2 separate regions of the Homo sapiens genome follow, and region 1 is linked to region 2. Evidence: chromatin loops called from intact Hi-C (ENCODE). Cell type or tissue: ascending aorta. All regions are shown on one strand. Each heading gives the region's core, and the rest is flanking DNA. Links, peaks and the distances in the headings are about the cores only.

Region 1 (8,671 bases), core at 334-8,333, 380 kb before region 2:
AAAAGCTTAGGTGTTTATACTGCTGAAGCCGCTGTACTTTTTATTTTTCTTGAATAGTTAGGTGGGGACAATAGACTGAAAGACTATTGTGAGTCAGTATTCTAGGCTCTATCTTTATTTCCATGTTCTTGCATCTAGGTTAATTTCCCCATCAACCAAATACTGAGATTTTGAGTGTATTGTTGAGTGAATGTTTATATAGGCTTAAGATTTTTGGGTTAAAGGTGCTATTTAAAAAAGAATATTATTGTTATTACTCATGAAAAATAGTTTTAGTGCTGATTTTGGCAGGGACTGGCAACCTTCATATTGGCTAGCAAAAAAAAAAGTCAACACAAATTCATCAAGTACATTTCTCTGCACTAGAAACTAATGACATAAGAGCTATTAGGCTTGGAATTAAGAATACTTTCTTTAGAAACTAATAATCAAGTATGAACAATCTTTCTCAAGAAAAAATACAAATAATTTATCTACTCGATTAAGTTTTGGGTAAAATACTGGGCACAAGTAGACACTTAATAGGCTTGTTGGTTGACTTTTCTCTCTAATACCTGAACTAATTCTATCCTTTATCCAACCCACCTGAAGCAGAGTAGATTATCTAGGAAGGGTCTTTATAAATAATTTTTATTTCTGTGTTCTGAGAGCCACATTTCCTTAGAGAGAAATTCACAGAGAATGGCCATGTATCAGCAAACTATTTTTCAAAGCATTTTCAGAGATGAGGGTGTGAGGGTGGGTTATCAAGGATAAAGTTAGAATTTCTGTCACCCACATTTTCAATTAGAATGCCTTCAGCTGCAGTTAACAGAAAACTTCTATTAAACAGGTTAAAATAATTATTTCCCAAAGACACAGTTTCTCAGGTCTCTGTCTCTACCTCTCTAACACCCACTTTGGGTCTACAATGCTTTCTGGTCGGGTTCATTCTCAGGCAGACATCAGGATGGCTGTAGCAGTTCTAGGCATCACATCCGGATATAACTGTGTCTAGAGAAAGAAAATGGGCCATGTCTTCCTTGTTAACTTTTTAGGAGCAAGGAAATCTTTCCCATAATTCCCAACCCCACCTAGCAGACCTTCCTTAATGGATCATTGGTTACAATCAGATCACATGCTTTTCCTAAACCAGGCACTGGCAGGGTGAACGGGATTAGCAGGATTGGTAGACTAATTGGATAAGGAGGAAATTATGTTGGGAGACCTCCATCCATCATGATACCTTTACCTGGGGAATATTTAGTTCAAATTTCCGTAAAATAAACAAAAAAGTACAAAATAAATTTGTACTTAAGTACAAATTCCATAATTTATAAGTCCAGGATATACTTTGACTAGAGTCTGGAAGTTGCTACTTTAAAAAATAATAATAACCTAACCACTAAAAGCATCTGGCATTAGGAGTTTCTCTTCATAGAATCTGTGTTTTATGGATTCCAAATAATGAACTAAAGGACAAAACCGGGACCTGCAGAGTTCATAGTTTTAAAAATCTTCACTACAGGTTCTGAGACTCCACATTCAAAGTCACCTATCAAATACCCAGGCAAAGATGGTAGAAAAGACAGGGCAAAAAGATTACCCCCACTTCAACTAAGACCTTCAACTCCTCTATGCCAAAAGCATCTTTACCAGACTAATTAGACTGGAGTCATGAAAAAAGCACTGGATAGGGAGCTGGGGAATACTCAGCTTTTTTTTTTTTTTTTTTTTTTTTGAGACAGAGTCTCGCTGTCGCCCAGGTTGGAGTGCAGTGGCGCGATCTCGGCTCACTGTACTCAGCTTTGCTATATGTAGATGTGGTCTCTCATGACCAAGGAACTTTGTGTGACCTTATGCTTAGGTAACAGGACGGTCTGTGCTGAGGTCCCTAATGCCTTTTTTTAAACTCTAAGAAAATATGATGTTGGCATTCTTTAATTTCTGCTATGTATCCTTAGAGAGAGGTTCTAATATGGAGAAAAATTGCTTCAAGAGAAACAGCCCAAGAGAGAGCAAACCTAGCTAAACAGGACTGGGCCTAATTGACTCTGGAATAATTGAGTATAACCTCTGAGTGACCTCAGGACCAAAAGCATGGCTTATTTATAACGTCCAGAAAAAAGCACACTGCCTGGATCTCAAATACCTTTAGCAGTTGTGCAGGATTTTTCTCAGAGCCACGTCACCAGCTGGAGACCTCCATGGCCAGTGATGCCCCTGCCTGTGCCTGGCTCAGCCCCGGACTCACCACAGGAGGTACCCTCTCCACCCAGCCCAGTGAACTGCGCCTGGCTTGCACTCCTGCGCAGATCCCACACTCGCCACGGGATCCGCGCTCAGCCCGCAGCTGGGCTGGGTATGCCACAACCTGCTTCTGCCTTGGGCGTGGAGTCTGGACGAGGGGAATGCTGTGTCACCTGAACAGGGATGCCAGCAACCGTGAAGCCCAGGGGGGTGTTTTACAGTGTGCTAACAGCTCTTTTAGTCCCGTGGCCCTGTTCTTGACCACGGCTCTGGGGCTGGCCTAGCCCTGCCACGGCTTCCCGTGATGTGGGGTGTCTTCGCGTAATGTGGGATGGCTTCCCACCTCTGGCAGAGGGTGGAGGGCTACAGTGTTACAGCCTTTCTGGTACTCAATTTTGGCAGGTCCCGAGTTCTTGTTTCACTTCCAAGAATAAAGAGGTTACCCTGACAACCGAAGGTGAGGAGAGTTTTACTGAGCGACAGGTCTCAGCAGAGAGAGGACCCCAGAGTGCAGCCCCCTCTCCGAAGTTGGGTGGTCTCTTCCCACCTAAAGGCGGGCAGTCCCAAAGTGTGGATGAATCCGGGGTTTTTAGGGGCTCAGAATAAGGGAGTGCATGCTGATTGATTTGTGAGTATGCAAAAAAGGCTAAAACAAAGACAGCACTCAAAGATGGGTATGACAGTGTAAAAACCCAGCTAGGGAAGGGTAGGTATATGTAAAATAGGAGAAGGGCAGAGATCTATCAGAGGAAAGTGCGCCACACGGGAAGAGAGATTCTGAATCTGGTCCATTGATTTATCAAGACTTGTAGCTTGGCTTTCAGGCTTTAAAGTGTCTTTGGTTTGAAGGTGGGGTTTCACCAGAAACCCGCCTCATCTGCCTAGGGATATGTCTGCCTCCTGCCCCTATCAGCAGTATTTATGTGGGAGAGGAACAAGAGAAAAGGGAGTACCTAGGAAAACATAAATAGAATAATATAGAAAACACTACATCTTTCAACTCTCTTCAGTTTCTGACACATTGCTATTTGCTCAAGTGATCTTCACCACAACTTAGTGATGTAGAAAGAAAATATGCTGTGGCCCCCATATTACAGATAAAAAAATATAAGAGGCAGAGAGCCCAGAAGAACGATATTAGCTGAGCCAAGAACAGAATTGGATCTTTTCAATGGAGAAGTAGTCTTTAGGGGATTCCACATATTTTTTAAACCATGATTCTCATATTTGTAAGATAAATTTACAATCTAGTAGCTGTTCAACAACTGACTTCTAATAAAGTTTTGATTGGTGGTATTTTCATATATTCATTCAATAAATATTATTGATATCTGCCATGTGCTACATATGCTTAATGATGTCTCCATATTGAAGTATGTTTATTCCTATCTTCTGAATAGTCCCTCTGGGTTGAAAAACCTCTTAGTTAGCTGAGATATTTTGTTGTTGAGTTTAAGTCTCTTTTTTGTATTTGTTAAAACAGGAAATAGAATGACTGAAGAGCTAAGAGAAAGGCTTTTGCCTCATTCCATACTTAATGCCTTCTTGGCTAAGCACTTAGTGAAACTTTTCCTAAAACTACCTGCACAGTCAGAAGCAGTTTATGTTACTTCAAGGTCTTTCAAATTGCTGCATCTACTTAGCTGTAAAGTTTCTGGGGCAGATTAACACTGCTTTTCCCAGTTAACTTAAACACCATTATTCCTAATCTTTTAAACCGTAGTCATTTTGGCTAAGTAAACTCATCAATTTGTTCCATTATTATGAATCCATGATCATGCCAGGCACTTAAGTAGCAAAGGAAATTTCAGAATGATGATTTAACTCCTCCTGGTCCAAGAAAAAAATGCCCTGGTAAAGGATGGAAACAAGTCCTGGCAGGTAACAGTAAAACCAATGTTTTCTCTACAGACCATGATGATACTTGTAATTACTATCACCTAAATCAAAATGATTAAAGTAAAATCATGTCCTTCCAGATGCTCATCATACACTTCCTCACAGTAAATTAAAGTCACCATTAAACATCTGAAATGTCTATAATTTGAACCACAGCTGCAAGAAAAGTCACTCAATTGTGAATTTGTTAACCATATATTATTGCATCAAGTGTAGGCTTTCCTTCCCAAGACCAGTATTGCCCCCATTGGAATAATTTTTTAAAGAATGACATTGGTTGTGCTCATAGCTACTCCATGACTAAGAGGTAGCATGTTAAACAGGAGAAAAAAAAGTCTACTTTGACAAGTAACAGTTTTTAAAAATAAAACTAGTTTTATGTTTTATGTTCGAACTATTGAGTCTACTGTTTATCATAACCATCTCTCTTTCCTCCCCCACCCCAACATACACACACCCCACATCAGTAGTGTCAAGATACGAAGCTTGTCATAAAAAAAGTTTAAGATAATTCTAAAACCATTATTTAAACTACAGTGTTCATTTCTCCCCACAAATTGAGGTATTTGCCAAGTAAACATATTTACTTAACTATGACCTGGCTTTCTTCTAGTGTCCAAGCCTCTTTTCCAATGGAGAAACAGACAAGTGGGGATAAAATAACCAAAGAATAAGAGAAACAGAGAAGCTATATAATTCACAAAGAGAATAATCACTCTTTCAATTACCAAATTGGACTGCACTTTTGAATAGCTTTGAAATGTTAAAAGAAACTCATGAGTCTTTCTGGTGATTCACTGAGAACCAGCACAGAAAGCTCTTCTATAGATTCATCAATCATTTCAAGAGCCTAGAAATTAAAGAAAATTATTTCTTGGATAGGCCATCAAGAAAGAAACAGCTCCCTAACTAGTTAGATCTATTATGTAAAAATGAAAACTTGTGCAAGTACAATTCAAAGTGGATTTTAAATTTTTGAAATTCAAGTATATTTTGATTATTTTTTAATCTTAGAAGGCAGTTTCCATAAGGCAGATAATATATCTTTTATATTCATCTAGTCCAGGATAATAGTGGGGAACGCTGGAAATGGTTATTGAATACTTATTCTTCATAGAAAATGACTCTTCATCTAATACTTTGGCAAAATGTTTTCTTTCCTGGGTAAATGATGAAGAGTAGAGTTGCTCAGTTACATGGGAAATTCATATTTGACTACAGTCATAGGCCACACCATGACGTTTTTGTCAATAATGAACTGCATATAGGATGGTGGTCACATAAGATTACATGGGAGCTGAAAATTTCCTATTGCCCCATGATGTCTTGATGATCCTGACCCTGTGTAGGCCTAGGTTAATATGTGTATTTTTGTTTTAGTTTTTAACAAAAAAGTTTTAAAAGTGAAAAAGAAACATTTTAAAAATAGGATAAGGATATAAAGAAAGAAAATGTTTTTGTACAGCTGTACCGTGTGTTTGTGTTTTAGGCTAAGTGTTATTGCGAAAGTCTAAAAGCTAAAAAAATTAAAAATTTATAAAGTAAAAATGTTACAGTAAGCTAAAGTTAATATGTTATTGAAGAAAGAACTTCTTTTTGTTGTTGCTGTTTGTTTGTTTGTTTGTTTGTTTTGAGACAGGGTCTTGCTCTGTCACCCAGGCTGGAGTGCAGTGTCATGATCATAGCTCACTGCAAGCTCAAACTCCTGGACTCACAGGATCTTTTCACCTCAGTCTCTCCAGTATCTGGCACTACAGGCAAGCGCCAACCAGCCTGTCTAATTCTTTTATTTTTAGTAGACATGAGGTCTCATTATGTTGTCCAGGCTCGTCTCAAACTCCTGGCCTCAAGCAACCCTCCTGCTTTGGCCTCCCAAAGTGCTGAGCCACCATGCTGGGCCTGAAATTTTTAAAAAATAGATTTAATGTAGGCTAAGTGTATAGTATTTATAAAGTCTCTTTAGTGTACAGTGAGTCCTAGGCCTTCACATTCATTCACCAGTCACTCACTGACTCACCCAGAGCAACTGCCAGTCCTGCAAGCTCTGTTCATGGTAAGTGCTCTATACAGGTACACCGTCTTTAAAACTTTATACTTACAGTTTTACTGTACTTTTTCTATGTTTGGATGTACCATTTAGCCTAGGTGTGTAGTAAGTTATATCATCTAGGTGTGCACATACATATACTCTATGATGTTCTCACAATAAGGAAATCACCTAATGATATATTTCTCAGAATGTATTCCCATTTTTAAGTGACATATAACTATATAAAAATTGTCACACTATTTTCAAAAGTGGTTTTACACACTCCCAACAGAATCTAGGAGACGTCCACTTGCTACACATTGTTACTAACACTGAGAATTGTCAGTCTTTTTAATTTTAGCTATTATAATGGGTAGGAACTGGTATGATTTCTGGTTGTAATTTACACTTAGAGGAATGGCTAACAATATTGAGCCACATTTTGTATACTTATTGGAATTCTGAAAGAGATGATGTAAAGTTGGTGTTATTGATAGAAATTGTATTATTAAAATACCAATGTTTGAAAATAAATTAGAAGGTTTTAAATTCTGAATTTTAATATATGCTTATAATTTTAATTATGAATTTAATTTCTTGATAGATATAGGGCTATTTACATTTTTTATTTTTTGAGTCAGATTGGGTGAGATGTATTTTTCAAGGTATTTCACTATTTTATGTTGGTGATATTTTCCTATTAGTTTTCATTAGCATCTGTAGTATACTTCTCTTTCATTTCTGATATTGAAAATCTATGTTCCTTCTCTCTCTCGGGTACAGTCTGTTTTTTTATTTCCTTATTTTTGCCCTTGTCATTATTATGTCCTTTTTCTTATTTACATTGCTATCCTTTTTCTAGTTTTTAAAAGTTGAAATAGATTTTTAAAACTTTATTTTTTAGAATAAGCACAAAAGAAATGAATTTATCAGCACTGCTTTAAATATCTCACAGATTTTGATATTTTGTGTTTTCATTATCTTTCACTTTTATTTTCTAATTTCCCTTTTCATTACTTCTTTAACCCATGGGTTACTGAAAAGTGTGTAATTTTATTTCCATTTTTGTGACAACTTATTTATGGTTATTAACGTAATTTCTATCTAGTCAGAGAACATGCTTTGCTGAAATGTATTGAGATTTATTTTATGGCCCAGTATATCTTGGTGAATATTTCATGTGCACTAGAAATTAATATATTTTTTCAGTTATTGGATATAGTGTTCTATAAAAGTTAATTAGGTAAATTTGCTTAATAGTTTGTTCAGGTCTTTCATGTCTTAATTTTTTTGCCTACTTGTCTCTTCAATTACCAAGAGATTTGTGTTAAAATCTCTAATTATGGTTGCAAATGTGCTTATTTCTCTCCCTTGATTCTGTCTGTTTTTGTTTTATAAATTTTGAAGCTCTCATTCAGTGGAAGAATATTTAGGGGCATGGGAAGTCATATCATTATAAAATGCCCTTCTTTATCTTTTATAATACCCTAATATCTTTTCTCTTAAAGTCTTAAATTACTATTTCATATGAATTTCCTTATGATGACTATTTGCATAATACACATTTTTACCATTGTTTTACTTTAAAATTTTTATATAGCTGTATGCATTTCTTATAGGCTGCATCTTGTTTGGTCTTTCTGTTTTTATCCAGCCCAATAATCTCTTCCTTTTAATTGAATGGTTCAGTCCATTTACATTTAATGTAATTTTTATGTGGTTGGGTTTAAGTCTACCCTTTTGTTGTTGGTTTTCCATTTGTCTCTTGGGTTTTTTTTAGTCTTCCATGGTTCATTTCTTGCCTTCTTTTGGGTTAATCAAATATTTTTAGTGCCCCATCTTCTATTTGTGTCTTGGCTAAACATCTTTTTATTATTCTGTTTTTACATAGTTGCTCTAGGACTAACAAAGTATATTCTTAACTTATAAAAGCACATTTATAGTCAATAATAGAACATTTTATACTTCCTAGTTCACATCTGAAACTTTCTACTTCTTACTTCACAAGTTATAATATTGTAAAATAATATTACAAGTAACATACTGTTACTGTTGTAACAGTACATAACTCCATGTACCTGCTGTGTTAGTTTTCTATTGCTGTCATAATAATTTACCATAAATTTAGAGGCTAAAACAATACAAATGTATTATCTTACAGTTCTGTAAGCCAGAATTCTGACATAGATCTCACTAGGTTAAAAACAAAGTGTTGGCAGCACTGTGTTCCTTTCTGGAGACTCCAGGGGAGAATTCATTTCCTTCTCATTCAGGTTGTTGGCAGAATTCAGTTACTTGAGATTTTGGGATCAAGACTTTCATTTTCTTGCTGGCTGTAAACCGAGGATCATTCTTAGTTTCTAGAGGCCACTACATTTCTTGGCTTGTAGCCACCTTCATTCATATTAAAAGCCAGCAACCACTGGTGAGTTAAGTTCTTTTCACAACACATTTCTGACCCATTCTTCTGCTTTACTCTTTCACTTATAAGAGCTCATATGATTAGATTGAGCC
Region 2 (8,671 bases), core at 346-8,345:
TCTTAAGGGAGTTCAAAAAGGGTAGAGAGCTGTGTGTCTAACCCCTAACAGTTCCCAACAGAAAAGAGAGAGAGACAACACAAGAAGGAGAAAGGAATAGAGACACTTGCAACAGGCTGCGCCCCTCAGGAGGGAACAGCGTGGCTTCTGGAGGGGAGGAGGCAGGGAAAGGAATGTCTGCTTGATGTTCTTTGATATTTCCACTATTCCCCCTGCAGATTTATTATGCTTATTGGGTACTCCAGAGCTATTATACTCAGGGTGTTTACAAATAAAAGATAGGGGTGAGAAGCAAAAATAAAAAGCAAGATCTCTGGACACTTGAGTGCAAAATGCAATGACTCTTTAGTGTAGTGTTTCCAAAGCAGCAGACATCCACATTTGTATTACACTGACGAGCATTTAAATGATCTAGAATTGTGTCACCCAATATGGCAGCAACCAACCACATGTGGCCCTTAACTCTTGTTAATTACATTTAAATATAGTAAAAAAATTCAGTTCCTAAATCACAGTAGTCACATTTTAAGTGCCCTGGAACCACAGAGGCCTAATGGCTACTGCATTTGTCAGCACAGACCTAGAAATGTCGGGCCAAACTTTCAGTTACCTCAGAGGCCAGCGGCCTTCTTGAGCATAATCTCTTTTTCCTCTGTGCTAGAGATAAAAACTGATTTCTTCCTTATACATAATTTTAAAGATACCAGTTGTGAACCAGGCAACTTGAAGTCAGAAGCCTATGCCTGTTACCTGATGGGTCAGAGACCAGGCAAAATAGACGGTGTCTGACCTGGCTAGGACTGGATTTGCTCCCCTGTGCTCTGCTTCACTCCATGACTCCGGATTGAATGGGAAACTCTAGTACCCACTTCTGATAAGCAAAATGGCCCCCAAAGATGTCCACCTGTTAACCCCTGAAGCTGGTGAACAGGTAACTTTTCACAGCAAAAGGGACTGTACAGAGAGAGTAACCTGGATTAACCAGGTGGGCCCAATCTAATTACATGAACCTTCAGAAGCAGAGAACTTTCTCCTGCTGGAGGCAGAGGAAATGGGGCAGACAGGAAGTCAGAGAGATCAGAAGCTTGTTTGATGGAGAAGGTGGCTATGTGATGAAGCATGCAGGAGGCGTTGAGCGGGTGGAGACAGCGAGCAAGGAAGTGAGACCTCAGCCATACCCCCCAAGGAACTGAATTCTGCCAACAACCTGCATGAGCATGGGAGTAAATTCTCCCCGAAAGCCTCTAGATAAAACCCCAAGTTGGTCAACATCTTGATTTTGGCCTTGTGAGACCCAGAGAAAAGAAATCAGCTCAGCTCTTCCAGACTTCTGCCTGACAGTACTGTAAGGTAACATGTTTGTACTATTCTACACCAATAAATGTGTGGTAATTTGTTATGGCAGTCGCAGAATACAAACACCCATGGCATATTTGGGAGAACAGAGGAACTCCTACAGTTTATGCTTCTAGAATCTGTTTGGAGAAGACTTCGAGAAAGCCTAATTCCATCTCCTCCTTTCAGGGAAATGAGCAGCCCAGCTGCCTCTAGAAGCTCTGTGCCACTTCAGAAGTAGGGTTGGGTTTTATTCCTTAATGAGCTGGATGGCAGGAGGAAGGTATTAGCCGCATCGTAAGCGTGCACTTTTGGATGAGGAGTCCAACACGTAATCTGAAAGGATGAAAAGCAATGGCTGTTGCCAACTCCCAAGCCTGGCACATACTGCCAATTAGTAAGAGAGAAGATGGGTATTTTCTGTCTATCAGAAGGGGATCAAAAAACGCGTGTCCAACAGATAACAAATAGCATGGGGCCTGCCCTTGGCCATCACCAGGGGTTATTAATGACACTGAATTCTTTGCTACAAAAAAAGAGACATGGATAAGAAATCTGGCAATGACACAAAATGACAGGGCTTAACCTCTTGGGGGCAGTGGGAGCTGTGTGGAAGAGGTGACAAACCTCACTGGTAGGGTGTGAGTGGGTAGCAGGCAGGCCTGTCATCTCTGGCACTTAGACTGTCACAAAGCCAGCCTTTTTCCCATGGTGCATTACCCAGCAGTGGGCAGGAGAGGCCCAAGTTGGTGGTGTGGGCAGTCAGCCAGCTGCAAACACTGTTTTCCCCAGGACAGAGGAAGTCAGGCTTCTGTTCTGTCCCAGCTCTCCTGGCTGCATGAAATCTAGATGGGGAATGACATCAGGTCCCAGAAGAGATATCCCCACCCATGGCTGCGGCGAGAACAAAATAAAATTAGATATTGATAAGCTCCCATGAATATGGGGTTTTAAAATGGATAATATTCCCTTCATAAGATTCACTGGAGTACATATATTCCTAGTTGTTATTTTCAATTGTGCTGATCATTTGATCTCATAAGCCTGTTTTTAATTTTAGGCTATACAATCAAGATGATAATATCTGCCCTACCTCAAAAGACTGCCATAAGCATATGTGGGGATGTGACAATGTACATTGCAAAAGGCTAACTGTTAGTTCCATCACAACTATATCTGTGGAGATGAGTTGCATGTCAGGCCTTTGACTATGTCCGTTTCATATGCTTTCACATTTATGCTGTTGCCACTGCTAGTGATCAGGGCTAGGCCTTTGGCAAATTTACCATCTTCCACTCAGATAGTTTTCTCTTTGTCCTCCTGGCACCTGCTTGCAACCTGAATCTTTGGACAGATCTTTATTGTCTTTTCCAAGGCTCTCTAGGACTCCCACCAGGGCCTGGAAAGCATCTCCTATTTTAGGTCCTCCTCTTTTTCCTTTCAAGAATCCTATCTGCAATTTCCTAGAAGAGCTGCTTTCTATTAGATGGCAAGGGGTTTAGGGGGTTTTGATAAACATCATATCCACATAATGCTTTTAGTAACTGAACTAATGATTCATTCTTATGAAAACAAATGTCTCCAGAAATTGCTATGAACTGCAACTTCCAAGCAAGCAGGTGAGCCTTTGGGGGCCTCCAAACAATACTATGTATGGCAGTGCAGGGTCAGGACAAGAGACCTGCTTGGATTGGACTGTCTGCATATTGAAAACAGTACATTTTCAAGGGTATGGCATGTGGTGAAGAACTACACCTCATGCAGTGTTCTAATGCTGAACTCAAATCCATAGAGCTGGGCAGTGGACAGCTGCAGCTCACCCTTTGAGTTATAAGACTGGAATTCCAAAAGGTCTGCTTTAGTGTCTGCTTTAGAGTTTATCCATCCAATAAACCCATCCCTCAAACATTTAATAGTGATGTATAGAATAATTTCTTTGAAAATATTACAAGAAGAAGTCTCCAGGCACTAAATAAATTAAAATTGTTACTTTGAAGTAAATAGAATTATAACAAAAATGATCAACAATGAAAAAAAAAAGTGAAAGTGGGGAAAGATGATTTAAGAACTCACTCAACTCAACTGCTCCTCCTAGTGAAATAACAGTGTTCTTACCTTCCTCTCACATTTTTAAACAGGGAAAGACATTTACAACTCTAGCTTACTTTGCAATATATTATTATGTTAGAAAATTTTAGATCGACTTAGAACATTAGGGAGAATGGAAAACAGGGTCTTTCAGTTTGTTGCGAATTCTCTGACTTAAATCTTAATGGTACACATCAGCTATAATGACAAGAAAAATACAATAGAGCACCACCAACATAAATACAGAGTGAAAGTTACGTTATTCCTCCGAATATTATTTTAAATACATTATGTTTTATGCATATGTAACTCAACTATCTAGCAAGTCACCTTTAAAATATGTCTTGGAAGTTAAACATCAAGTCAGATAAAATACTCAAGGAAAGTTCAAGAACACAAAGTTAGGAAACATTTCTAAATCTTTTAAATTCAGGTTGGAGACTCTGCTGGTACATTCAATTGTAGCAGGTAAGATTTTTCTTCTCTATTTTTGTGTTTCCAGAAAGGTACCTTTGTTTAAATGTCTCTGTATTTACTACACAATTTAGAATACCAATTTTTATAAGTTCTTAGGAGAAATCCAGTTTTACTTAACTAAGAGAGGATAAGCAGAACCATAACATGTGTGGGAACAAGCAGGAAAAGGTTAACCTGTGCCTATTCAAGTCTGTAGACGTGCTTCTTGTTACCAGCCACAAGCGGTCTTTTCCAGATCTGTCTTCTGTGACTTAGTGGTTTATCCTTAGTTCTCTTTTTGATACTTTCAAACCTCCGAAATCATTCAGCTGTTTAAAAGTTCCAAAACAAGCAAATGTGTTCCTGGAATCTTCCCCTTAACTTTGCTGGAGAGCATACACTAAGGCTTCTTCTCCAGCCAAAATAATAAAAGATCTTTTAAGTGGCTAAAATTCTTGGTTGATTGCACATACATGCCAATGTCAGACAACTATAAATAGAGAGATTTGGAAGAGAAATAGGGAGAGTATAACTGCAATGAAATAAAATAGAATGGTTTGAAGGCAGTCAGAAAACAGTACATGTTTTTATAAAATTAAGATTTGTCTCCCTTTAATCCACAATCCCCTTTATGGAGGAAGAGCCCACATGGATTATGCACTTCTAGTATGAGGGAATAAAAGGACTTTCCTTTTTTTTTAATATATATTTATTATTCTCAATCGCATAATTAAGATTTCTTCTTTCTATTATTCTTTTGAATTTGGATATCTGTTGGATCTTATATTTTCTCCCATTGCTGCTTTGTTTTCCCAGAACAATAAAAATATCTTTCAAAGGATGAAATTATGCCCATGGTTGCTGACATAAATGAAGTCAGCAGGGAATTGCCTAGGTGTTACTTAGGGCAGAGTTGGCCCCAAAATAAACTGGGTCTTTTGTTATAGCTATTCAAATAAACTTAAGGATTCATTTCTCAAGAAATTCCTACTCTCTTAGGCAGGTTAACATCTCCACTAGCTTCAATACCTAGGTTAATACATATTTTTAAAAGCATTGTTACTTAATTTTGAACAGTGACCTACTTTTTTATATTAACCCACCTATCTTATATTAACCCATCTAAACTGAATTCAAATTAGTTCTTGCAAATTAGTTCAATTTATTTTAAACCTATTACCACTGTACAAGAGAATTTAACAGTTGCTTCAGTTTAGTAATTGTGCTATAGACAAGCAAATTAGTTGGAAATAGAGAAAACCATCACTCGCGTAATAGTCTTTTAATGTAGTTCTTTTGAATTCTGATCTCACTCCTTAAGTGAAAGATGCTGAAATGCTGATGATGGTTGCAAGGACCATTTGGAGGAAGAATCAATAATATAATTAACGTCTCTGCATCTTAGTTCTCTTTAAATTGCCTTGGTTTGAATTGGCTAGAGGCTACAGCTTGGCTCTAAAGATTCAGCACTTAATACTGGAATACCAGAAAGTAGCATTTTAATATTTTTAGTAATGATTTTATTACTTAGTGTTTCTGAAATAAACCCTTAAGGCAAAACTTACAAGGACTTAAAAATAGCATCGTTCTAAACAAGTCATGTTCATAATTTTAAAATCTTACCTCAAGCTCAGCTTTTATCATTTTCCTTAAAATATTTAAAAAGTGGGACTAATGGTGGGACTCAGTTTATTAAATGCCTTTGAATTAATTCTAATGATAAATTCTGTAATTCTGTAATTCTAATTACCTATTCTCCAGAAATGCTGCTATGCTACAGTATGATAGTTTCAGATTTTCCTGTTACTTTAAATGTAGGTTTAGAGATTCAATGGCTTTATCAAGAATTGTTTCATAAAGTGGTTATCTGGTTGGAAGGAATGATGTCTTATTCCTATGAGAGGAATGTGTTTGATCATTTAATTAAGGTAGGAACTGTATACTGTATATATTATCTGGTGTATAAAAGCACTTAATTAAAATATGTTAGACCAGTGATCAGGAAATGGGGAGGCAGAGAAGAGGAGCATGCACAGGAAGCTCCCAGGAGAGGGAATGCTTCCCAGGGGAGCCTTGAGGTTAAGAACTGGCTCTTCAAATGGCACATGCAAAGCCCCAGGTTAGACAAAAATGATTATACCTATGTGTTATTCGAGGTACAAATTTAATAAAAATAAATGGCCAAATCCCTAAAGTAAACTACCGCAGAATTTAATGTATTCATTTCATGAGTTCCTCGCCATTAGCTGTCCACTGTATCCACTGAGAGCACGGATTAGCAGCATTTTAATATGAAAAAGTTTTTTGTTATTTTTTTCATAACTGGGAGTATCCAAAATTAAACGTGATAACAGTGAAAAAATGTGAGTATAACACTAAATTCCAAGTAGACAAAATTTTATGACAAATTACAGTTTATTTAATCAAACCAGTTCCAGTTGTCTTTTATCCAGCATAAACCTTGAAATGTGACACTCACAAGTAAACGGGAATGACTAAATTACTGTTTCCCACTTCTAATGATTTTCTAACACATTGGCTTGCAATAAAAGTCTCCTGAGTAACTACAAAATCCAGATCTTCAGATTTTATGAAATCTCAAAAACAACAAATAAAATGAAGTAAGGTCAGATGAGAGAACAGACATGAAATAAATGGAGAACACACACTTCAGTCATAAATGCATTTAGCTTCCCAATAAGGCGTAAGGGAAAAATATGCGAAGTGAAAAAATCTGAAAGATCAACTTTAGCTCAAAAGTTGTCACCAACATCATTTATATTAGAAAGTCAGTCATTATATTATATTTTCTAAATGCTATGTTGCTGATACAAAAATATTTCTTGGAATTTAGCTGCAAGAAGGCTGACCACAAGGAATTTTAGGATTTACAGTTCTGAAGCAATGCCACATCGCTCTAGGAACTCAAATTCATACAGTGTTGGCTCAGGCTGAACATAGTAGCTAGCACACAGTTAAGGTTTAACAGCAGTTTAATGGTTAAATGAATGAATAAATACACAGCAGGATGAATCAACAATGCCATGAAAAACGTATGAGAAGAGTTGTAAATATTAAAAGAGAAAGAAAGAGAATGAGCACAATCTGTATAAAGACTTACTTATTCCATGCTTGTCTAAGGTTTTTAGAGCTGTACAGGGTAAAGCGTTCTGAAATAAAAAAGAAAAATGATAAACAATCTTTGTATCAAATGTATATATTACAAGTATGTTGAAAAAACTTCAACTTTAAAAAAAGAGTGGGCTACTCAGTCAGTTAGGCCAGCATAGTAAGGTCTTCACTTTTATACTGGGCAGTTATAAAGAGTAAAACAGGAAGATAACAACATATTAAACGGTGAAGCATTGTTTTCTTTAGTCTAAGATGGTTTATTTCATAATTTGGCTTCCTAATAACTATTTCTTAGAACAACTAAGTTTTAATTGAGTTGAAAAAAGAAATGCAAATTCCAAACCTCCAACCTGTAAGTAGATTTACAAAAGCATATCAACACATTTCGTCAAGTGAGACTTGCTGTTTTTTTCCTATGATGATTTCTCTGACCAAATACAATAATATTGGGTCTCCTTTCCTATATTGTATGGTATTTATACATGCTCAAAGCCAAACTACCAGGGTCCTATACCGTATATTTACATTTATCAGTGAACAATCTTTAGATTTGTTTTAGTTTAAAAAGGAACATGTTTGTTTTACCAAGTTAAACAATCAAGTGATACAGAATAGACATTATAATCTCTTCAGCTGCAAATTCTTTCACTTCTGATGATATACCAATTGTTAATGATTTGCTATGTCCCTTTTCACATATTTTTTTGTTTATGAAATACACCCATCCTTATGTACGAACATATATACCATTGATTTTTTGAACGGATTTTACAATAAACATTACCCTTGAAACTCTATTGGCACTTAACAAAATATACTGGATAGTCCTTCAAATCAAGAATATATGTAACAATTTTTTTTTTCAGACAGAGCCTTGCTCTGTTGCCCACGCTGTAGTGCAATGGCCCAATCTCAGCTCACTGCAACCTCCGCCTCCCGGATTCAAGCGATTCTCCTGCCTCAGCCTCCCAAGTAGCTGGAATTACAGGCATGTGCTGCCACACCCAGCTAATTTTTGTATTTTTAGTAGAGACAGGGTGTCATCATGCTGGCCAGGCTGGTCTCGAATTCCTGACCTCAGGTGATCGACCTGCCTTGGCCTCCCAAAGTGCTGGGATTACACAAGTGAGCCACTGCGCCTGGCCTGTAACAATTGTTTTAAAATCGTATAACGTTCTATAAAATAGAAGTACCATAATTTATTTAACTGTTCTCCCATTGATGAACCTTTAAGTAGTTTCCAATTTCTTTTCCCTTACAAACAATACTTCAGCAAATATCCTTGTACATGTCTCTCTACCTACAGATGCTTTCATTTCTGTTGGATAGATTCCCCAATATAGAATTGCTTGGCAAACGGTATGCATATTTTACATTTTAATAAATGCCGACAGAGTACTTTTCATTTTCCCACCAGTGATGAAAAAGTATGTCACTTTCTCCATACGTCTTCTAGCATTGGTTGTTATCAGTTTTTTACATGTTGCCAAAGCTACACTTGATAAAACATTCTTGGACTTCTTTTCATACGCTTTCTGGCCATTTACATTTCTTCTACTGTTTCAAATTTCACTTTTCATAGCTGGTACCAAATTTAATATTGGATTCTTGGTTTTTTATCAAGGTACCAATTTTAATATTGGATTCTTGGTAATCAGTT

The links. A loop is a pair of places that touch in the nucleus more often than their neighbours do. Peaks named below come from ENCODE experiments on the same cell type or tissue, not always from the same donor. Only the 100,000 strongest peaks of a DNase experiment are listed, where the experiment ranks them.
Region 1: it touches region 2 in a loop (2.8-fold over the local background); 3 of 110 quality-filtered maps call a loop at or near these places.

What each region holds. Positions count from the first base shown.
Region 1 is chr7:91,457,186-91,465,856 of GRCh38, reverse strand. The region is part of intron 3 of LINC02932 (long intergenic non-protein coding RNA 2932); the gene reads right to left. Among named protein-coding and RNA genes, the nearest start is that of LINC02932, 150 kb to the right of the region's middle. In ascending aorta, for the core only: no CTCF peak of the experiment used is centred there; no DNase peak of the experiment used is centred there; H3K27ac peaks cover 1,522 bases.
Region 2 is chr7:91,077,810-91,086,480 of GRCh38, reverse strand. CDK14 (cyclin dependent kinase 14) reads right to left here. Exons shown (of 15, transcript NM_001287135.2): 12 at 7,001-7,049. Among named protein-coding and RNA genes, the nearest start is that of FZD1, 180 kb to the left of the region's middle. In ascending aorta, for the core only: a CTCF peak has its summit at 3,427; a DNase peak (open chromatin) is centred at 2,070; H3K4me3 peaks cover 818 bases; H3K27ac peaks cover 1,616 bases.